Linked DNA regions of Homo sapiens: region 2 is linked to region 1. Evidence: chromatin loops called from intact Hi-C (ENCODE). Cell type or tissue: heart right ventricle. All regions are shown on one strand. Each heading gives the region's core, and the rest is flanking DNA. Links, peaks and the distances in the headings are about the cores only.

Region 1 (12,346 bases), core at 1,753-9,752:
TGGAAGGGGGCCAGATTCCCTGAAGGGAGAGTCTCAGGCCTGGCAGCATTCACCACAAGTTGACTGAAGAGCCCATGGGCCTTGAGTGAACATCAATGGTAGCCAGGCAGTACTCACTGTGGGCCTAGGATGGTGGTGGTCACAGGGAGGGACTCCTCTGCTTGGGAAAAAGGGAGGTGATGTGGTTTGGCTCTGTGTCTCCACCCAAATCTCATCTTGTAGCTCCCATAATTCCCACATGTTGTGGGAGGAATCCAGTGGGAGATGGTTGAATGATGGGGGTAGGCCTTTCCCATGCTGTTCTCGTGATAGTGAGTGAGTCTCATGAGATCTAATGGTTTTAAAAATGGGAGTTTCCCTACACAGGCTCTCTCTTTGCCTGCTGCCATCCACATAAAATGTGACTTGCTCCTCCTTGCCTTCCACCATGATTGTGAGGCCTCCCCAGCCACGTCAAAATATAAATCCATTAAACCTCTTTCTTTTGTAAATTTCCCAGTCTCAAGCATGTCTTTATCAGCAGTATGAAAATGGACTAATACAGTAAATACCAGGAGTGGGGTGCTGCTGAAAAGATAAATGGAAATGTGGAAGCGACTTTGGAACTGGGTAACAGGCAGAGGTTGGAACAGTTTGGAGGGCTCAGAAAAAGAAAGGAAAATGTAGGGAAGTTTGGAACTCTCTAGAGACTTGTCAAATGGCTTTGACCAAAATGTTGATAATAATATGGACAATGAAATCCAGCCTGAGGTGGTCTCAAATGGAGATAAGGAACTTCTTGGGAACTGGTGCAATGGTGACTCTTGTTATGTTTTAGCAAAGAAATTGGCAGCATTTAGCCCCTGCCCTAGAGATTTGTGGAACTTTGAACTTGAGAAAGATGATTTAAGGTAGCTAGTGGAAGAAATTTCTAAGCAGCAAAGCATTCAAGAGGTGACTTGGGTGCTGTTAAAGGCACTTGGTTTTAAAAGGGAAACAGACCATGAAAGTTTGGAAAATTTGCAGCCTGACAATGCGATAGAAAAGAAAAACCCATTTTCTGACGAGAAATTCAAGCTGGCTGCAGAAATTTGCATAAGTAATGAGGAGCACCTAGATTAAGAAAAATAGAACCTTACCTATATCTTTAAAGTTCTGGTTATGCCCTTCCCTGGTTTCATCCCCTTCCCCTTCCTTCAGGATGCCACCAGGGAGGGGCATAAACAGAATTTCAAAGATATTGATAAGGTTCTATTTTATTAATCACTATCCTGAAATTTAGGCTTATTATTGCATTGCTTTTACTTATAAATTGCCTATATGTATGTATCCTCCAAATAATAAATTGTTTAAATTTTCTTGTTGTTGTATTTTTATTCAACATTATGCTTATGGATCATATTATGCTTATGGTTTCTTCAGAGGTTGAGTTTATTCCTAGCTCCATATTAGTAGTTCATTGGATAAAAACATAATGAAATTAACTATTCTTCCATCCATGGATTTGGTTATTCCAATATTTGGTCTTAGAACCATGGTGTTATGAACATTTTTTTTGTTTCCTGATGCATGTAAGGATAAAGTTCTTCAAGGCATATACTTAAGGCAGAAAACTGTGGGACTACAGAATTTGCACACTTTTAACTTTATGGAAGGTCAAATCTTTTTCTAATGTGGTTATATTGGTTAAGATTTGTTTAGGCTGCTGTGGCTAATAAAAATTTCAGAATCACAGGAGTTTAAATAAAATAGTCATACATTTCTATCTCAGGTTCAAGAAGCCTGGAGGTGGTTATTCCAGAGATGGTAAGGCACTCCACAGTGTCGAGATCAAGGCTTCATGTACTGTATAGGTTAACTTGTATGAACAATTTTCATTCCCAAATTTATCTGTCAAGATCGAAAATGGTTTCTGGAACTCCAGCCAGTGTATCCACATTTTGGCTGGCAACAGGAGAAAGACCCAATAGGTGCATAGTCCCTTCCTTAAAGATGTACAGAACACTTTTATTTTCATCCTATTGGTCAGAATTTACATGGCCATATGGTTACATTTGCCCCACATGGCAAACTGGGAAATGTAGTTTTCTGCCAGTTTGCCATGGAGCCAGCTAACAATAGAGAAATCTTATTACTGAGAAAGAAGAGAAAGACCAATATTAGCAGATAACTAGCAGCTTCTGCCACAGTGGTTCTACTAATTTATATTAATTTATACATACATACAACTAAAGATAATTTGTATTTCTCTACATACTTTCCACACTCAAAACTATCAGCCTTTTAAAGGTTTGTCAAAATGCTATTTATAAAATATTATGCCATCTTAAAAACTTGTATGCCTTTGATTAATAATAAAGTTTCATCTTTTCATAATTATTATTTTAATTTTTAAATAAGCTACCTGTTTATATTTTTCATTTTTGTGTTGTTTGTCTTTCTTTTTTGGACTTTAAGAGTTTTGTATTCATATAGAAAATAACCCTTTACCAGTTATATAAACTGCAAAAAAAAAAAAAACCTAAAATACAAAAATCTTCTAGTTGGTATCATAGCTTTTTATTTTTTCAATTACTGTTTGATGAAAAGAGATATTTTGCTTAATTTACTTGAATTTATTAATCTGTTCTATTATGACTTAAACTTTTTGTATCTTATTTGAGAAATCCTTCTTCACCCCATGGTTATAAGATATTCCTATGATTTCTTCTAAAAGTTTTGATTTTTTTTTGCATTTCAATGAGTTAGAATTGATATTTTCTGTACATTTTGAGTAAGATTACAATTTCATTTGTTTCCCCTGGAAAATTAAAAACTAATAGTCTCAGCACAATTGTTATAGTTTAAATGTTTACCACTTATCTGAAATGCCAACTCTGTAATATTCATATTTCCTTTCTTTGTAGATATCTGTTTCTGGGAAGTAGTAATCTATTTCTATGTCTATTTATACTTTCTTTGTATATATCAAATATATACTTGCCTAATATTTATAAGTAGGTATGCTATTTAATAAATCAGGACCCTCTCTCATATCGTATTTTTTGCCATCAGGTATTTCTTAGTTACTGTATGCTCTTTGTTCATGCACATAAATTTTAGAATCACTTTTTCAAGTTCAACAGTAATTTAAAAGGTCACACATTAAATCTGTTGGTCAATTTGAGAATAACTGATATCTTAATAATATTAGGTATTCTTACTCATGAATATGGTACAATTTTCATTTGTGGAGGTCTTCTTTAATGGCTTTCAATAATGTTTTGTGATTTTATGCCTAAAGATTCAGCATATAGTTTTTTAGATTTATCTCTACATTTGGTATAATATTGTTACTATTGTTAATGTTACCTTTTTAGAAATATCCCCATTCAAGCTAAGTTTTTGCTGCTATCTAGAAATGCGTTTGATTTTTGTTTCTTCATTCTGTATTCACCCAATTTTCTAAACTGTCTAAATCCCAAAAATGTATGGAATTTTTTGTGTTTTTATATAGACAATTTTATCATCTGCGCATAATGAATGTTTTGTTTCTTTCCTGCTAGTTTTTGTACTTCTTTTTCTTCTTGTCCTATACTACTGGTTGGAAACACCAGCCAAATGCTGAATAGAAGTAGTGATAGAGGGCATTCTTGAACCATTCTAATTTTAAAAGAAATGCTTACTAACACTTCACCATTGAGAGTAATTTTCATGTAAGTAAATTAGGTACCTACATGGATGTACTTCTGTATATATGACTATTGCTGCATTTATATAGTGACAGCTGCACTGTACCATAACTCATTTTCTCAACTAATATTAATTGATTAATCATCATGCCCAAAGCTTACTCTAGTTGATATGTGAGATTCAAACATGAGTAAGACACATATCCTACTCCTAAATAGTTTACCACCTATAAAAGGTGATGATAACTATTTAAAACCAAATAAAATAAAACACCAAAAATAAGTGCCATAAGAGTACAAACAGGATACAATAAAAGCTATTAAGAACAGGGCAAAAACTGTCAATTGAACACTATCAGGAAAACTCTAGTAATTGAGATGGCATTTAAACTAACACTAAAGAAGGCTGGGTGATGTGGCTTACACCTGTAATCACAGCACTTTGGGAGGCTGAAATGGAAGAATCACTTGAGCTCAGTAGTTCAAGAACAGCCTGGGCAACATAGGGAGACTCTATCTCTACAAAAAATAAAAAAATAGCCAGGTGTGGTGGTGTGAGCCCGTGGTCCCAGCTATTTGGGAGGCTGAGGTGGGAGGACTGCTTGAGCCCAAGAGGGCAAGGCTGCAGTGAGCTGTGATTGTGCCACTGCACTCCAGCCTGGGCAACACAGCAAGACCCCATCTCAAAAATAAATAAATAAACCAACATTAAAGAATGGATAGAGTCTTAATTGGAAAAATCATTCTGGGTATAGAGACGGCAAGAACTAAAGCTTCTACCTCTTATGTCTGTATTCTAAGTGAAGTTAAAACCCTCTTACACCGATTTCAAGTAGTCATACCCGCCATTCCCTCAGCCAAATTCAATCACATACTGGAGTCACATCTAATGGTCAGAGTTTTGTCTTAGCATGATCTATCCCCTCATTCAAGCACATGGGTAATGGGATGGGTTCTTCAACTGACCACAAACAGGATTATCCTGCTTGATTACCTCCCTTAATAACCAGAGTACAATACTTTCAAACTTCTTTTAACTGCCTCCAAATTCAAATATACTCTCAGAGAACAATTTGTCACCTCTGAGAAGATTCAAAAGAATAAATAAGCATGTGAAGGCAATTCTCAAAGGATTCCCTAATTTGGGGTCATAGTAGTAGCATTAGAACAAGTGTACAAATTTACACAATGGCAGTTTTGAAGCAACCAATCATTTGGATTAATTATGGTACATGTGTTAAAATTCTAATCACATTATTTAGTAGTTGTACTTATATATGATTTCTGGACCCCTTGTTACAACGAAACATGGAGATCCTGTGGTCCCACACAATCAAGTTGTTCAGAAACTTTTAGGACAGAAAATCAGAAGAAGAAAATTGAGGAAAAAAAACCATTTAAATATATAAATAACCTGAACCCTTCTCTCATCCTATCGCTCAGTAGTAAGTTGGTCCCTGGCTAATGTATTACTCATAATTTATTGCAAATTTATTAAACCTCAGTAGCTCAGAACATAGTAGCTTATGGATGATCCCCTAATTAGTGGAATTAGAGGATGATACTGTTTCCTTTGATTAATTGGCACATGTGGAGACTGGGTGCCCTCTGAGGCCTATCATTTGCATATTAAGTTACCACATATCAATGTGCTGAAATCCAAAGGGCTGGGGGCTCCATCTACCCATGCGAAGGCAATGTCCTGTGGATCTAATTAAATCACTATGCTCTTGGCCCTTTCCCTTTTCTACTCACTTTGGCACAATTTTCCAAGGAGTAACCTAAAAGTTGAAAAGTGAATAAACAGCTTATGTATATGTAGCAATTTACCACTTAGAGATTCCTTTCACATATATTATCCTGTTTAACTCTCTCACAACCCTCTTGAGCATACACAGTTTTATTCCCGTTTTGCAAATAGATAGTGAGATTGATAGGCCTCCCTATTTACAAGGTAGTAATTGATCAAGCTGGGACTCACACCTGGATCTTCGTTCTCCAAGGTCAGAGCACTCTTCACTATGCCACGGTGTGTCATTAGAGAATTATCTCAAATTGTATAATAAAAGACATGAAGAAAATGTTCCTCTTCCAACACTGGCCCTGTTTTGTATAAAGTACTATCATACTCATTGCCTCTAGAGAAAGCAGTCAGTTCAATGGAATTAGTAAAAACAGAGCCTAAGCACATGAAAGAAAAAAATGGTGGTCAGTGACAGCCAGCATGCAGGAGATAGTAACTTCTATAATTCTTCATCCCAGGATTTCTAGCCGAGACTGAATGGCCATTTGATTGCAGTTCTAATTCAAACGTCAGCTGTGCAGTTGGGCAAGTCGATCATTAAGGTCTCTTTACTGTTTATGTGATTTTGAAGAAAAAATAGCAGACCACTTTGCTGGGTCAAGAAAATGTGCAGGCCAGTGCCTTTGCTGGTCATTTGTCAGAGTCTGGACACAAGTAAGGGTGTTATTTTAGACAACAGGTAGTTCCAGGACCCAAAAGCCATGCAGCTATCTTTTAGGCACCTGTCACAAAGCATATTTTCTCTGCCGGATAGAAGTAAGAGAGTATATTTGAAAGGATTTAATAAAGGTTCTGAAGGACCCTCTTGGTATAAATGCTGATTATTGTTGTCAGCGTTATTTAAGAGCAGCAGGAGGGAGGCATTTCAAATAGAAGTTTAGCTTCTATTCCCAGAAGCCCCACCAGATCCAGAATTACTGTGGTCTTTAAGCAATCTGTGAAACTGGCCTCTCAGAAGAGAGTGGAGGAAGGAGGCTGAACTGCCCCACGTGGTGTTCTCATTGCCGCCTCAGGGAATTGATTGGGGAACTGTTTTTCAGTTTAGTTACTGAGTCATTTTTCATTTTGTTCTTAGTGCCAGAGGCTTATGCCCTTCATTGGCAGCACTGGGAAGAAGGCTAGATCAGCTTCCCTAGTGGTGACATACACTGTGAATATGCTTCAAGCCAGATTTGTCTAAGAGGGGAAAAAAACAAACACAAAAACTTATGCTTTTCTTCGTGCTTCTTGCTACGAATTCTAAAGGAAGCCCCAGACCTAAAGTTGTAGCTCATCCTGGGAGAAGAGGAGAATTGGCAGTGTCCTCCAGTTTCTCCATAAGATAAAATTGTGTGAATGTGGCCAGCTTGCTATGATTTGGTGCTTCCTAACTCATCTCCCACTGTCTCTTCTGACTTTAGGAGGCTGGAAAACACATCTGCATAGAAATGACAATATGAGAAGATCTTATGAGAAAAACCCTGCTTGCTTAATGTTGCTTAATGTCCTATATCTAGCTTTTCTCCACTTCCACTCCTCTCTCAGCTTCTCCCAGTCCCTCTGAAATAGCATTTGCCTCTTGGTGATGCCAGCTCCCTTACCTCGTTAAGCTGCTGCTGAAAAGCAGACCCGGGGATTGATGGCAGACAGGTTTAATGTGGCTTGCACAGAGCAGTCAAGTTGGGCGTGTGGGAGGATGCTGGGGAGATATTACTGCAGGCGCAGGCACACCAGCTGACTGAAGTTGCTGTGAACTGACAGCTAATGGGGGAGCTTTCTTTGATAGCTGTTTCATTTTGACTGTGCTGGATTTTTAAAGAAAGTTCTCCATGGGGAAAAAAATTAACGATTTTTTTTTGTTTGCCTTTTATTAACAGTTGATTTCAGAGTATTCCAGGGGCATTATTTTGGCAGGCATTTTATTATCTGATATAAACCTGAATTGATAACTCTTTAAGTCCTTCTTGTAGGTGGTGAATATGCCAGGTTCCACAGTGCAAGTGGAAAGCCATGCCAACCATGTGCTAGAGAGGCCATTACAATTGCTCAGAAAGGATAGCAGTGGTGGGGAGCATCAGATGAAACACTGGCGGAAAAAATTAACATGCTGACTTGGGGGATGCCTAAAAGATGACAACATGCATCAGTAGAATTTTACTTAGGAAAAAAGAAGAGCAGAAATGGAGTTTCAAAGGAGTACCAGGCCCTGGTGTGTTTTCTCTGCATTTGGATTGGTAGAGAAAAGCCTGTTCTCTGAATTAAACTAAAATTTGAAATCTCCAAGGCTGACATGACAAAATAGCGCAGACTGGGTGGCTTAAACAACAATGTATTTCCTCACATTTCTGGAAGCTAACTCTGCTTCACACCTCTTCCCTTGGCTTGTAGGTTGTTCTGTGTTTTCATATTATTCGTCTTCTGTAGGCATTGTGTCCAAACCTCCTCTTTCTATAAGGAAACTAGTTATATTGGATTAGGGCTCACCCTAATGGCTTCATTTTAACTTAACCTCTTTACACACCTCACTTCCAAATGCAGCCACATTCTGAGGTACTAAGGGTTGGGACTTTAGCATATGAACTTGGGGTGCAGGGGACACAATTCAGCTCATAAGAGTAAGGGACACAAATCTTCAGTTTGGTATAAGGGATGTTCACCAGTCAGCATGGCGTAGACCCCAAGACACCATCTCCCCATGGACTCTCTCTATATTCCCTTTGCCACCAGAACATTTTATATTCCCTTTACATGAGTTGGGGGGCCTGCCATTCACATTCAGATCATCGAAATCCCATGCCATTCTACCTAAATTGCAAACTAGAAAAAGGCAATAAATCCAAACTTTGGAATAGATCTAACAATAATAGCAAAAATAATAGTAATAGTGATGATAAAATTATAACAGCAGCTACCTTTTAGTGAGTGTTTAGTGTGTGCCAGTCTCAATGTCAAGCACATCCATATATTACTTCATTTAGGCCTCATTACAAACCTGTGAGATAGGCACAGTTACTGTAGATAGGGAAACTGAAGCACAGGGAGGCTAAGCAGGTTATCTGAGGTCACAAGGCTAGTTAGATGCAAAGTAAGATTATTCTTATAACCAACACACATGCTCCGAACTACTACATTTTATTGTATAAAAGCAACCATTTCCTAAATCAGGCTTTTAAAAGTGTCTTTCAGTTATAAAATCCTCAATTTTTCCAACCAAAGTTTTATATTAAACTCTTATACAGCACAGATTTACAACATATAAGAAAAGAAGAGGGGTACTGAACCTTCCCTATGCAGCCTCTTCACTTTCCTCTTCTTGGTGGATCCACCAATTTGAAAACCACCACCCTAAATCATGCCTAAAATTTTGGACCTTTAGACTCTATGCCTTGAATGCATTGAGCTCTGTCTCCTTACAAACCTGATACTGCTGTGTCTCACAAGAAAAAATCTCAGGCTAAAATCCACAGTAACTTGCCCAATGTACTGAAGGAAGCCCTTAGTGGCATCTAGTAACAGTGAGAAAAGAAATATCTAGGTCTTATTAAGAACATAGAATATTGCAGATTATTGCTAAAGAGGATAGAAACATCTAGATCAGGAGACAAATCTATAATTTGTGTCCTAACTATAGGGTATGGTTTGCTGAGGAAGGAGAAGGAACTGACATTTATTAGGCACTCCTCCCTCTAGGCACAATTCTGGGGCTCTGCAAGATCCTTATTTATTTTTTACCATAGCCTATGGGTGGCCTACAGTCCTCCTGGCCCCACGTCTACCGGCTTCTCCTGACATTGAATGCCCAGAAACAGATCTCATTCAAGGGGGAAAGTTGTATCATTTGGAGACAATTTTTTTTAAGTGCTTAACGCTTCACTTGCTGAATCCTGTGCAGAAAAACAGCCTTTACATCTACTTGCCTGGAGAAATGAATCCTGCCACAGAATGTTATCTTCTCATCCTCTCTGCCATATGTTCAAGCAATCTGTGTTTCAGTCTATATTAATACACTGAGTCAGAGGCAGTGGGGTTCAGTGGGCTAAGCAACAGCCTGGAAAATTGAGGGGTGTGAGTTCTAATTCCATCCTTTCCTCTCGCTTGCTGGCTGACCTTCGGGCAAGTTATATCAACCTCATATCAACCTCCATTTTCTCCTCATTTCTCACACAGGATTTATAATGTCTGAGCAAACTGAAGAAAAATACTAAGAATATTGGCATAGAATTTCACAAGCATCTTTGAAACGTTTACAATTCAAAACCTCTACTTAAAAACACAGTTGTAAGGCTGTCAAAGAGCCTTAAATAAATGATCTTTACCCTATAGTTATTTGTAATCTAGCTGGAAAATTAAGCATATATTTGGAAAATTTGTCAAAATTAGCATCTCAATAATTATAGATAGACATTTTCCCTTAAAAGTTCAAGTTATATTAATCTTGATTAAGAAATTCAAGTTATATTAGTCACAATTAAAAGGGCATCAAAATAGGCACTTTGCAACCCCTATACCAATGTTTTTATGTGACACCTCAAGTCCTTCCTAAAATGAGCCAAACTATGTGCGTATGTATGTGTGTGTGCATATATGAATAGATTTTTTTAATGTAAGTATGCTCATCTAAAAAATAAAACAGGCTCACAACTAGTTATGACTACATTCCTGACAAGAGTGGGATTTTTTATATCCCCTTTCATTTGGGGCCAGAAAACCTTCCACCTCTCTTACTCCACTCCTGGGAAACCTGAGCAGCAAACACCTAGAAATGTTGGATAAAAAATAGAGGTGGTATACAGCTAGTAGACAAAAAGCCTCTACAACAAGGTGATAACTCACCTTTGGAAATCCTATGGTTTGAGAAGAGCATGTTTTGGAAAGCTCTTCTGGATAAGTGGGTCATCATATCTTCCAAGAAAGGTACAAAATGGTCTTGCTGTATACACTAAAACTACAATAATGGTACCAGAGCTTTGAGATGGAAGCAAGAGAATCATTACATTCATTGAAATTATACCATGCGGGCATTTGAGGCTGATGTGGAAGATACAAATTTCCTAGCTCCTTTGTCTCAGCTCAAAGCATACAATGGTGACATACTTATCATAGATAGCAAGAATACTGATGAATTAGCTGTTGTCCTAATGTCCCTTTGAGGATCATGTGGTTCCATTAGGTTGCCACAGCTGCACTGGGGTTTAGGTCTTCTCAAATAAGAGATTAAAAAAAAAATAGGTGATGGGGCCTCAGGCTGGTCAGGATGAAGTTTGGGGCAAGGACAGTATTGAAAGACATCATTAAATATTAGTATATGGCCACAACGTGCTTATAAGAGTTTCCGAAACAAACAGGCTCTGTTTTTCAACACGAGCCATTTGTGTAGTGGCTTTAGCCCTTGGAGATGGATGTGGTATGAAAGGGACTTCTACATCTATAATCAGAGGGGCTTCCTGAGTGTCTGATGTAAGTTTTGACCTCTATGGGTACTTGATTTCTTCAAATGAAAATGCCAGGATTCTCATGCCTATCATGGATATCTTTACTACATAAATTATTCAGTTAATTTGAGTTAAATTCATAAGATATTCACAAAGAGGAGTGGAGATAGAATCAGAGTACTTTCATTAAAAATGTGACAAATATAAAACTTTGAGGTATTAGTTTGACCATAAATCATTGTTGGGGTTTACTAAATGGGTCCTCACAAAAAGTCAAAGAAAAGCTAGATTTCAGGTTCTTGAAGCCTTCTGGCACCTGAAGAATGTTGGAATGACTTCTTCAAGAAGCCTGTAAGGGGAGATTAGGGCTGAAGAGATGAAGATCCTAAATCCAAGAAACCCTTGAACACCTTAACATGCTAGGTTATATACAATAAATCCTCATTTAAGATTGTTGATATTGAGGACTTTTGATATGCTGATATCTCTTATTTGGAAATAGTTAAAGAATTATAAAATTTTAACTATATAAGCTTCCAATTTTTTCTCTCCTTTGTTGCCTTTTGGATTTTTATCTTGAAAATAAACTGACATAAACCTAAATCCAAATCTTTAGTGAATTATTTTCTAGGTGATAAGTAAACTTGTCTCAGCTCTCAGGGAGGACATCTTTAAAACATGAGTATCTTCTACCAAAGAATAGTCTGAACTAAGAATAGAGGTGGGCAACCAACCAGATGTTAAAAGTCAGTTGAAGTCCATGGTACAGAAGGAGTGGATTTAATAGGGGTAGATTCTCAGTTGTGTCAATCTGCCATGTCAGAGTTTTTCTCCTCTATGGGGATTAAGGTCACTGAGAAGTGACTAGATGGACTACAACTGGAACTTCTCTCTTCTATAATTGTTTGGTCAAAGTGATGCACAGCTGCTCATTCCTGGATGGGAGGCCTACGAGATCAGATCTGTCTTGCAGAACTCTGTATATGCAGGTTCAGGTCCCAGCCTGATAACCTCAGATACCCTAGTGCTTTCCCAAGTCTTCGTCTCTGGTCAGACTGTAAGTTTCCCTTTACAGCTATATGGAGATAATAATCATGGGAGAGCACACAAGCTCTAAAAGTTATCATAAAGAATAGTATGTCTCTAGGTGAAGTTTTGAGCAAAGAGGTAAATCATGGTCGTCTACAGTTGAACTGAGTCACATTCTGAACTGGTAAGCCTCTTCTAGGGCTCAGTTAAAGTTTTTATCCTTGGCAATAGCTTGAATTTTCTATAAAAACTCTTTTAAAAAAATGCCTGATGCTGGCCTAATGAGGGCTTTGGGAGTTTATTCATAGGACTTCACTCCTTTCATCTGCCCAAATGTTTAAATGAGGGATACCAATGACCTTCTCAGGACCAATAGCATTCATGTTAGAGATTTTTGTTGGAGGCAACTCTAAAGACTCATGAGCTCCCTGCCCAGCTAAGCAGGTAGGGTG
Region 2 (12,346 bases), core at 1,497-9,496, 58 kb before region 1:
GATCTTACTTAAGCCTGCCCCATTGCATAGCTGAGGGAGTCTATATTATTAGGTGCACCTAGATTTTGGCATTATTTCAGAAATCACCATTAAATTTTTACTAAATAGAAAAAAAATATGTAGGCCCAATGCAATGGCTCATGCCTGTAATCTCGGCACTTTGAGAGGTCAGGGTAGAAGAATCGCTTGAGCCCAGGAGTTTGAGGATGCAGTGAACTATGATCACACCAATGCACACAGAAAAACAAAAGAAAGAAATGTGTATTTTTTAATGCAGAATTTATGTGCATTTCAATAAAGAATATTACCCATTTAATAATTCAAATTTTAAAATTAACACATAATAGTGTGGTATTCAAAAAATTAATGATATATTTTAAAAATATTTTGGTTGAATTAGTTAGCATGGTAAGTAAGGTCTATATTTACATGTTTCCCAGAAATACTGGGCTGGCCAGGTTGGTAGCACTTTATAGGGTGATTCTGAAAACCAAAAGAGTATATGCACTTTACATCATTCAACAAATGGTATTGTGGACATTGGCTAAAAAATTATAGGGAGGAAAAAACTCTGATTATTTCTCATACCAGAAATAAATTCCATATGATTCAAAGAATTCAATATAAAAAAAGAAACAATTAAAATAAAAAGAAGAAATTGAGATAAGTATTTAACTGTTCTTATGTTGGAAAAGCATTATTTATGCACAAAAGCAATGGAAGAAATAACAAAAGAGCGATCAATAGATACAACAACAAAGAAGCTTTAAACTTCAGCAAAACAAAAATAATCATAAACAAAAAAGTAAGAGCCAAAGAATAAATTGTAAATATTACTACATGACAACAAAAGGTCAATTCCTTACAATATAAGTAGCTCTCATTAATCAGTAAGAAAAACAAAATAATCCAGACAAATGTAGTTATCACTGAAACTGAATAGATTGAAAACATTGAATAAATGGTTCATGGCATTATATATAGGAAAATATAATAAATCACACTAATATTCTGTAAATAAGAATTGTTAAGGGATTGTCTAGAAAGAAAAGAAAACACTACACAGAGTACTACAATGCTGCAATAATTCAGCATAAATCAATATTACAGTGATTTTGAAAAATAAAAAACTTAACATTTGCTGATTCAAATAAGAGTATTATGTTAAACAGTACTTTCTAGGCAGTCATTTCTCCTGAGAATTAAACTAAAGAAAAAATACCATCTCTACCACTTTTTCAGAAGTGAATATGATCTAGAGGAAGAGTAAAGTTTGTGAAACATACAAATTGTAGGTTTTGGTTCTAGCTGTATTATTCATTAGCTATGTGATATTTACCCATTTTTGTCCCCTTTGCCCACATGTGGGAAATGGTAGTAGTGGTAGTAATAATGATAATGATAATAATAATAATAATACATTTTACTTCCCAGAATTTTTATAAAGATTTTATAGGGTAATAGAATAAAATTTTTGAATTGCCACCTGATGTTATTGGTGATTATCTAAACTTAATTCTATGGAGGGCTATGGGAAACTAGGAAAGAAATACTAAACTATTACACTAAGAAAGACATATCTGTATCTATCTATCTATTTCTCCGTCCTCACAGAAAAAGAAACAAAGACGTTAAAACTCAGAAAAGCCTGTAGTTGAAGAAGTTAGACACCAAGTTCTTCTTGGTTCCTATGTTCCTGAAATATACAGACACTCCTCTGCCTCATGGTTAATATTTTTTATTGAGTCAAATAAGTTGATAGTGAAATAGATGACTAAAGGGGTAGCTAAATAAATATTGATAAGAGCTCTATTTTACTGGTTCAAAATGAAAACTTATTCCTTTCTGACAAAAATTCTGTGAGATACCTTTCTTGAGTGAAGTAAAGAGTTGGGAAAAACTAAGTGAATTTTTTTCAAGCACTTTTTGAGCACCTACTATGTTCTAAGCACCATGCTCTGTAAGATTCAGTGGTTTAGAAAACACTGTGCGTCTTACAGTTTAGTGAAAGGCACAGGTAAGTAACCCAGCTGTCATGATTCAGTGCTGTGAGGGTGAGACACAGGGCATTTCACCCAATATGGCCTCCAGAGTGGGGCATGAGGTGAGAACACAGCACGGCATTTCACCCATTGTGGATCCAGGAGCAGAGTGGGAGGCAGGGTGGGGAATGACAGGAAGGTCTTTCGTAAACAAGTAAGGAGACAAGCTGATGAGCTGAAATTTGAAAGGGGAAAGAGGGTAATTGCATGAAGAGTTGAAAGACTATTTCATGTAGGAAGAAATATAATGTCAAATGCCAGAGTGTGAGGAGAGCACATTTCAGAAGCCAAAATTTGCCTGATCCCACCAGATGATGCAATGCAAATGGAGTAGGAAATGAGGCTGGAGAGATAAGCAGGGCCAATCATGAATGACCTATTAAACCGTATTTAAAAGTTTGGATTTTATCTTGAGGACAATGAGATTAATCAAGAGATATTATATTCATATTTGCAATTTAGGAAAAAAATATCTGATTGTAGTGTGGTGAATGTGTGGCAGTGAGCATGAAGAGAGGAAGGCTAGAGGCAAAGAAACCGTTTTTTTTTTTTTTTTTTTTGAGACGGAGTCTCGCTCTGTCACCCAGGCTGGAGTGCACTGGTGTGATCTGGGCTCACTGCAACCTCCGCCTCCTGGGTTCAAGCCATTCTGCTGCCTCAGCCTCCCGAGTAGCTGGGACTACAGGTTTCCACCACCATGCCCAGCTAATTTTTTTTTTTTTTTTAGTATTTTTAGTAGAGATGGGGTTTCACCGTGTTAGCCAGGATGGTCTCGATCTCCTGACCTTGTGATCCACCTGCCTCGGCCTCCCAAAGTGCTGGGATTACAGGCGTGAGCCACCGTACCTGGCCGAAACCATTTTTAATATTTTCTCATTTCAGTAATTTAGGCCATCCCAGAAAGAAATGTTGATGTCTGAAACAAGGTTAGTGGGAGTAGGGACTGGGAGTAAAGAATGAATCTGATATGTGTGTATATATATATAGAGAGAGAGAGACACACACACATATGTATATATACACATATATATGTATATATACATCACGCTTATATAAAATTGATCCTCCATACATGACATAAACCACAGAACATGACATAAACCACAGAACATGACATAAACAACAGAACATGAGGATCAATTTTTTATGAGTGTGGTCAAGGGGAGAGAGCAGTCAAGGGAGATGCTTTGCTTTTTTTGCTTAGACAATTCTGCCTGATGATACTGTTAACTAAGATAATAAAACACAAGTGTTTGGTGGGAATGAAGGTAATGACTTTAGTCCTGAGTTTGTTGAAACTTGGGTGTCTGTGAGGCAAACAATAGGGATACAGAATAGTCCATTGGAATGTAGGTATAACAATCATGAAAAATATCTGGGCTGCAGATGTTGATTGCTTTAGCTTCTGAAGCTAGAAAATAGGTAAGATCCTTCGATGAATGTATAGATTGAGATGAAGACAGAGGTAAGTGATCAAACTCTTAAATACAGATAGTTAAGGAAAGGACAAGATAAGCTTAAGAGTGAATCTGAGAAGGCTGACTACAAGGATAAGAGGAAAAACAGTCAAGTTTGGTGTCCTAGAATCCAAGGGAAATAAAAAATAACAACTGGAAGGAGCATCAACAGAGCCAAATACTTCAGAGAAAAACAAGCTAACAGAAATTGTCCATAGACCTAGAAACAATATGATAATTGGTGAGCTTCCTGACAGTAATTTCATTTGAGGTTAAGGAGAGAATCCAGATTGCACTGAAGGTTGAGGTGTGGATGGGAAATGACGATGTGGTGTAGAACAATTCCCGCAAGAGATTTGGAAAGAGAGATTGAAAGTAAATAAGATGGGAAAAAAATAAAAATAAAAAAGGGACACATGTTCTCAGGATCTCCTGAAAGCTATGTCACAGGAAAAAAGAAAAAAAAAAAAGAAGTTAATAAGAGTTTAGGGAGAAATTTCTTTTGAAAGCAAAAAACACTGCATCATATGTACATGCTTATGGGAGGAAGCTAGTACAAAATAAAGTAGGAAAACAAATGATGGAGTAAGACCCATTGAAAGAGATCCAGAGGCACATGGGATACACTGATACAGCGTGATTACATTCCTAACTATTCAGCACAAACACTTTCTGTATCTCCAGTCTCTGAGACTCAGTACTTGAATAGATTGTCCTTAATTAGGAGATGCAGTGTGGTTTGGTGGCCAGAACATAGCCCTGTAGTCAATTATTCTAGATTTTATTCCCAACTTTATCAGTACCTGTCTATGTGAAATTGAACAAGTGGCTTAACTGGTGTGACATGTAAATGCAAAGTCTTCGCTCTATCTCCTTTTATTTAAAAAAAAAACACCGAGAGAGAGAGATTGTGAGTCAATTGCACCACAGGTAGTAATTCTCTGGGATTTTTTTTTAGTTGTGGATTTTTTTTCTGTTTTATAAATTTGCATGGTTTTATATTAGGGATATAGAGCCTTTTTTATCAGAACATATCTATATTTCTTCTTACCCTGTGTCCTGCGTTGCAATTCACATGTAACTACAACTTTAGTAATGTGGACTCTTAGAATTACTATATAGCTTTCTATGATAGGTTTTGGATTGTTGAGGATGACACCTAGTATGTCCACATTATGTTCTGAAACACTATCATTGATTTATAGTTCATTGCAGTTGTTTTGAAGATGTTCAGAGCACTAGCCTACTCATCTGGGAATTAGTAACTGTGAACTCGAAATAACGGAATAATTGGACATTCAGGAGCTCTGAATTCTAAGTCCAGCCATAGTTCTTGGTGGGCTCATCCTTAACAAGCCATCATTTTTCTCTGTGTCTGATATTCTTCCCTGTAAAATGTATATGATCTTTCAGGTTTTCACTGCAAAAGTCTGTAAGAACATATTGCAAGACAGTGTGTGAATATGAGAAAACGACCCTTAACCCCAATAGCTAAAGGGAGGATTAGGAACTCTGTAAATAGAGATTGCTAAATATTTGGAATCAACTACAGTCTGCTGCCATTGGGTTTGACTGGTAATGACCAGTCCCCTACCCAGAGGCCCTACAAGAGTGGAATGCTGAGGTGGAGAGGGTCCTCATCCTGCTTCCTCCTTGTGACACTCTGAACCAGTCAGTTGCCCAAGTACCATCAGTGTCTCCTAATGAAGATTTGCAGGGATCGTTTGGCTGTCAGGTGCTTGCTTCTGCAAGCAGAAAATGTTCCTGTTTTATTCGTCACTACACAGAGTCTCTAATGGGCAGTAAGAATGAGAAAAGATACAATTCATTATTGAACTCCTTCATGCTCTTTTGTCCTTCTCCTTCCCCCAGACACATACTTTCTCAGGGACAGCTCAAACAAGTGAGTAAAAAAGAAGAAATTCACAGTCAAACTATAAACCCTGCTATTTGTAATCAGTGCATAACCTCTGTGATGAAATTTGTGAGTAATTCACTCCCCACTTAAGCCTACCGACGTGTGATCTAATGTTGCCACCCTGAACACTAATGAAGGAAGTCAGACGGCAGTACAGCTAGCCCTTGAGGACTCATTTCTCACGTCACCAAAAACTAATTTCTGTTGTTTTCAGCCATCTGGTAGCCTGGGTTGTGAAGAGGAAGTTTCATTCAAGTAGTGCTTATGAGCAAAGGCCCTGAATTGGCTGGGATTCAAACTCATTTTCTGCCCCTCACCTAGCCCCCTCTATGCCTCAGTTTCCTACCCATAAATAAAAACTTCATAGGATATCATTTCTTTATTGTAAGAAGTTATTGAAGTAATATTTGTTAAATACTCTATGTTGGGTTTTAGGTATAATAAATGTTTGATTAAAGCTAGCTATTAATTACATTGTTAGTAGTAGTGGTGTTGGAAGTACTAGAAGTAATAGTATTTTTGAATGTCTACCTGTCTGTGAGATAGGCCTTATTAATTCACGTTTTAAGTTCTAAGATACTTCATGCAGCCTGTTATACACAAAGATGATATTTAAATGCTTTCTATTGTGGTGATTAATCCATGTTCATTATGTTGCTAGATTATAAGTAACCAGGTATTGCCACATCTTAATAATACAGTAATGTAATCTTATGCTAAATAGCATTGTTTTTCTTTTGCTGGTACTTGGAGAAGACATTGGATTATATTTATTTATATATACATAAGAAAATAAATTTAAATAACAATGATAATATTAATTTACATAAATGTGCATGCTGTCTAATATCTAAATAAGGTCCATTCTAGTATTTTTAAAAGCTAAGATATTTTCATCATACTACTTTGTGTATTTCCTACAGCACTCAGATGGCTTTGTGAAGGGTGTTCTTACCTTATAGTAGTGCTTTAGGACAACTTATGGATTTGGTAAGCAGATGGCAAGCATGGGTCTTAAAAGCATCCTACTTCTTAACACAGAAATTCAAATTAAGTTATAAAACCTTGAATTTGCCACTTCCAGTTGTATGGCTACAAGCCTAATCTTACTGACATGGTTACATATTCCATTTCCTTTTGTTTTCACAGTCCCACCAAAGATCTCCAATATCTCCTCGGATGTCACTGTGAATGAGGGCAGCAACGTGACTCTGGTCTGCATGGCCAATGGCCGTCCTGAACCTGTTATCACCTGGAGACACCTTACACCAACTGGTAAGCAATACTCCAGGTTCCAATATGCCACATGCTGTTTAAAATATGCTCATGCTCCTGGAATTCTGCTGAATCAGAAATTTCAATTCAATTCAGAATCAGAATTGAAATTCTGTTGAATCAGAAGGTCATGCATCTATCTTGTTATTAAAATACTAACAGAATGGCAACTTTTTTATTTTATTTATTTAGGGTCCTCATGGTCTTTGCTAACGTGTTAATCTCTATAAAGTTTACAATCATTGTACTGAATATATATGTAGATCTGGCTATCATCTATCTATCTGTCTATCTATCTATCAAGAGATCTATCTATCTGTAAAATTTCAGTTTCAATAGAACAGCCCCCCCCCCCCCACCCACAATGCAACAAATACAGAAGCATTAAATGGCTTGATATTATATGTAAAATACATGCCAGTTTGGTGATTCAGTGTCTTGGGGCAATATTTTGTCTGAATTAATTTTACATAGTTGTTTGTATGTTTGTTTGCTTGGCTTTTAACTACAGTTTTCTAACTTGTAGCACCTTGTGAAGAAATCTATCAAGAAAATACAGAATTGTTTCTGACTTTTATTGTCCTGCCCTTGGCATCTGGTTCTGTGCATCAGACATGGACTAAGCTGCATGAACTCATTATGAGTCCCAGCTATTGATACTAATTCAGTCAAAATCAGAAACTCATTTCCCAGGAATGTCTTCAACATCCTTTCTTTCCCCTTCTCACCACCATCGCCATAAAAAGGTTCCCAGGCCTCCTGCTTTTTGAACTTTTTTTAAATGTTTGAGCAAATTATTTAAGATTAGGTACATACATACTCCTCTACTCTACCAATTACATTTTCTGGTATGCAAAACCATGTCTTGTCAAATAACACAGTCTTTATAGAATGTAGCCTTCTATTTAAATCTTCCAGAAAGATAGGCAATAGGTGAATTATTCTTATAAAATATTATTGATTTTGTAGAGAACTCACAAATTTAACTAATTTATATCTTATAGTCACTTAAAATTTCCTCATATAAGTAACTAGAGATTTGTTACAACATATTCATTTTAAAATGAACACCATAAAAATATTATTCAAGACTGGATGTACAACAGGAGCTAAACTGAGACATTTCTAAAAGACCAGGATAGTATTTGTTTATAATGTCTTTAAAACTATCTGTATTGTGTGGTGTGAAAAGATGGGTCCTCTCTTTGATGTTAGATCCTAAATTAATTTCTCAAGTAAAATTTGGACCAACCTATAGAATGGTTTTATATTTAGGCGGGTATTCTTATTAAAGGCCTCTATTTTCTTGAGAAAGTGTCACTCAAAACCCATCCTTATTAACACAGGCAATTTCTCATTTATTGATAATATATACATGAGACACTTATTTGGGAGAGCAATCTTAAACTCATTGACTCGCATACTTATTTTATACCTCATGTGGAAAAAAAATATGTATAAAGGATTGTCTCGAGTATGAACGTAGATATTATATCTTTCCCTTGGAATGAATTAAACCTTCAGAGCACGTTCTACTTGGATGGCATTATGTTGGCTCCAATCCCATGCCACCTACCCCTGTCCCAAGTAGCATTGCTTTTACTGAATAGCAATTTGGTATAGAAGCTATTGGCTCATATTTAAGGATATTATAAAAGACACCTTCTAAAATCATTGTGTTTACTGTAATGTTATAATTGAGAGATTGTTAATTGTTTTACATAGTTTTCCTTTGAAAAGACCATTTGAGGAAATTTGTTTTGTTTTTCAATATCTCTACTTTCTTTTTTCCTAAGCAATCGTTTGCTTTTTAAGAAAGGACCCAGTGAATTTTCATAAGTGATTGTATGTCCTTTATTGTTTGACTGTTAGTAAACTTACAGCCAAATTTATGGACCATCTGTAAAAATATATAAATTATTATACATAAATTACACATTAAAAATTGATTATAAACAAGCTATGTAGAAGTTTATGGGATCAAGTCCATTTCAGATCACACTTCTGCTATCATCTTGTTTTCTTACCATTATTTTTATTTTGTCTCACCTTTTCTAATTAACTTAAATGTCTATGTAAATATACTATTTATAATTTCTTACTCTTACGTGGAACAAGGTGGTAGATAAAAGAAGGGAAATGGGAGTTAGAAAGGAAGAAAGATTCTATTCAAGTTATAATCAAATAATGAACTGCATTAATAGAAAGACACTTTCTTTTGGCACAATACTGACTAGCAAATAGGCTTTTCAAGAAAAATTTGCTATGGCTGAACTGAACTTAAAGATAGATTCCTTTTTATCCCTTGAATTTATAAAACTTCTGATGTGGAACCAGAGTTTCAGAGCCTTTCCCACCTTGTCTAGGAGTTTGGGTAGTCATAACTAACTCTCATAAACTTTCCCATGATAATGAACATGTGACTTGACCCCTTAATAGCTTGTTTTTCTATGATGTTTCAAGTCAACAAAAGACCAGAGGACAAGCCATGTCTTCAAGAATAAAGGCTGTATTTACATAAACTCAGAGGACCCCGGAGGCTTCAATATCAACCAGGAAAATAGATACACTCACAGGGATTCTCAATAGTCAGTAACAGAGGTCAGCAAACCACAGCCTATGTATCAAATTTAGTCTGCTCCATTTATGTACTGCCTGCAAGTGAAGAATAGTTTTTTAATTGTTAAATGGGAAAAAAATCAAAATAATTTTATTTCTTTGACATGCAAAAATATATCTGTATCTATATATATACAATTCAAATTTCAATGTACACACATAAAGTTTTACTGCAACCCAGCCATGCTCATTCATTTACAAATTCTCTATGGTTGCTTTTGTTCTAAAACAGCATCACTGAATAATTGCAATAAAGATCACTTGGCCCACAAATGTAAAATATTTTCTATTAGGCCCTTTACAGGGAAGTTTATAGACTCCTGCTCAAGGCCATAGCTTGGGACATAGGACAAGGATTTGCTGCACTCATCCATGGCCAAGTAGGGCTTTGGGGATATCCCCCACCAAGCTCCTTCAGACATCTCAAAGGAAACAACTTTACTCTTCTACAGTCTTCTATCTAGGCCCACTTTGTAGGTCAGATTCTATTCTGGCACATGCAAAACTAGCTTTCTATTGCGTTTGCAGACTTGAGGGCAGACTACTATTCTCCCTTACATTCCCATGCCTCCTCTTTCATTTCTTTCACATGTGACCTAAATAACCAACTGATCATAATCATATTCCTGGTGACAGGAGAGAGAACTTTCCTTTGCTATTTTATAAAGGAAACTAGGATTTTTGTTTGTTTGTTTTCATGGTTTTTAAAAATTTCTTTCAAAATATGGAAACCGTAGGTGATTCTTTTCAGCCTGTAATGTGAAGTCTTTCTTGGAGATTACAAACAAGCTATGTGGAAGAGACCCAAAGAAGAGACTCTGCTCCCTGTGTGACAGCAAAGCTGCCTGCAACCCGTGGCCATGTGAAAGGAAAAAAAAAAATGGTTAGCTTTGTTCAATTATTAATTGTGTCTTCAACAGTACAGAGTGTGACTGTCTTGCAAAGGAAATATACCTGTAATTAACTCGACCCCACAGGGATATTGAGCCCTGGATAGGGGAAGATTCTACGCAGGGTTCACAATACCTGATTATCTGTCATTTGATGACATGAGGGAAAGAAAAGAAAGAAATATGCATGGTATATTTTTAGGAAGACAATATTTATTACCTCTTAATTTAGTTTAAAAAAAATTGGGTAAGGCCAGTTTGTTTCTTTCTTTTTGCATCTGAAATTTCCTTTTCAAGTATACTGCAAGTGCTTAAGGTAAATTAGAAGAATGGTGAATTTTTCATACATACAAAATAAAAAACACCTGAATTAGATGAAGTTGAAGACATTTATGCATTCTCTGCATGCCTTCTTATATTTCTGATTTCTTAATTTTTCTCCCCTCTTCAGTTATATAGTTCAAAATGATGTGTCACACATGTAGTTATTAAATGTGACCTATTTTCTCCCTTAATTAAGTTAGACTTTCATAATCCTGTGACTCCCAGAGGGCAATTGCACTGTAACGTGTATTTTCTATGGAGTGTTTGATCTTCCTTCTGTGAGCAATGCTGCTCCCATCTTCATTTAACTTCGTTTCTAAGTCTTTCTTCTCACATTCATGAGGAAGTCCCTTTCTCAAATGTGCATCATGTGTTGTCAGGATTGCTCAGGGTCACAGAAAGAGTTTCTATGCGTTTCATTTCTGCAAAGGTTTACACAACCTCCGTAGTTTTCTATCACTGAAAAACTCAAAAGGCACACTGAGGATTTAACCCTTTAGGCTGAGAACAACCCAAGAGATACTGTGTAATTTTCTTTTTCAGCCACAAACCAGATCTCACTTTAAAAATATTTTGCAATTTGATGGAGTGAGTGGGAAAATATTGTGCTTGGAGAAGCTAAGAGGAGTCTGAAGAGCATGAAATCCCATTTTCTCATTGGACATTGGGTTTTAACCACTTGATCTGAGATTCCACTTTCAATTCATTTCCAAGTCTGAACCCTTCACTGATGGTACTTTTTAATTCTATTAATGCTATTACTCTCATCTGTTTTACTTCTAATTGTAACTCACCCAATATGACCAGCCTAGACTCTGACCTCATGGGTTTGAGAGAAATATGTAATGTTAAACTGAACTCATTTATTTAAGTTGCATTATAGAAGTACCTGTTGCAAGTAACATCCGGTCCTTCAAGTTAGCATGTTAGAATTAGTATGATTTCATATTTAACACAAAGAACACATTTTCTACAGTTCAAGTTTCAGGAAATTATTTCTCTGGGGCTTTCTTGTGTGGACCTTCCAGAAGATTCAGTGAGTCAAACTTGGTAGCATATGCATGTGTACTAGTCAAAGGTATGCATTTTGCAGGTAAAGGCTGTTGGCCATGCAGTAACATTCAAAAGAGAATAATGACTCAATTTATTCTATTAATTGCTTTCATTTATCTCTTGCATTTTTTATTTTTCAATATTTTTATTTTTTATTTTAAAAGAGGAGAAAATAGATAAAGAACAATCTTATGTTTTATTTTCAGTGTCTTAGTTATATATTGGTTTTAAAATATGTCATCCATCAATACAGAATTATACTCAGATTAATCTTGACCTCCATCTCACAATTTGTTCATTTGGCAAGAATTATTTACAGTGTTCACTCTGTAAACACACAAGGAAGAGCAAGACAGACATGGTCCTTGCACAAATGAAGCTTATAGTTCAATAAGAAAGCAAAGCATTAAACTAATACACACACCTCTTGACTTAGGATGGGCTTATCCAGATATAACCCCATCCTAAATTGGTGCACATGCTAAATGCATATGACTTTCACACCATCATAAAGTCAAAAAATTGTAAGTCAATCCACCATAAGTCAGGACATCTGTAATTGCATGAATAGCCCCATAATTAGATTCATTATGAGGAAAAATTATGGCATTCAATGAGACCATAAAACAGGGCCATGTAGCAAAATCTGCAAGACCAGCAAAGCTCACCTGAGAAGTATTACGCTGAAACCTCAAGGATGAATAGGACCTAGCCAAGAAAATAGGGGAAGAAAGAGTATCCCAGGTATAGAAAACAATGTATATAATG

What was found. Hi-C counts contacts between places; a loop is a spot of excess contacts. Peaks named below come from ENCODE experiments on the same cell type or tissue, not always from the same donor. Only the 100,000 strongest peaks of a DNase experiment are listed, where the experiment ranks them.
Region 2: a loop joins it to region 1, with 9 times the contacts of the local background. A loop is called at or near these places in 1 of 110 quality-filtered maps.

Annotation. Positions count from the first base shown.
Region 1 is chr3:115,955,761-115,968,106 of GRCh38, reverse strand. The region is part of intron 3 of LSAMP (limbic system associated membrane protein); the gene reads left to right. The region is part of intron 1 of LOC124906269 (a long non-coding RNA gene); the gene reads right to left. It overlaps LOC107986116 (a long non-coding RNA gene), which reads right to left and starts at 7,225. Exons shown (of 2, transcript XR_001740859.3): 1 at 7,035-7,225. In heart right ventricle, for the core only: no CTCF peak of the experiment used is centred there; no DNase peak of the experiment used is centred there; H3K4me3 peaks cover 706 bases.
Region 2 is chr3:116,013,861-116,026,206 of GRCh38, reverse strand. LSAMP (limbic system associated membrane protein) reads left to right here. Exons shown (of 7, transcript NM_002338.5): 3 at 6,567-6,692. The region is part of intron 2 of LOC124906269 (a long non-coding RNA gene); the gene reads right to left. Among named protein-coding and RNA genes, the nearest start is that of SNORD155, 110 kb to the right of the region's middle. RefSeq lists an enhancer at 5,553-5,752. In heart right ventricle, for the core only: no CTCF peak of the experiment used is centred there; no DNase peak of the experiment used is centred there.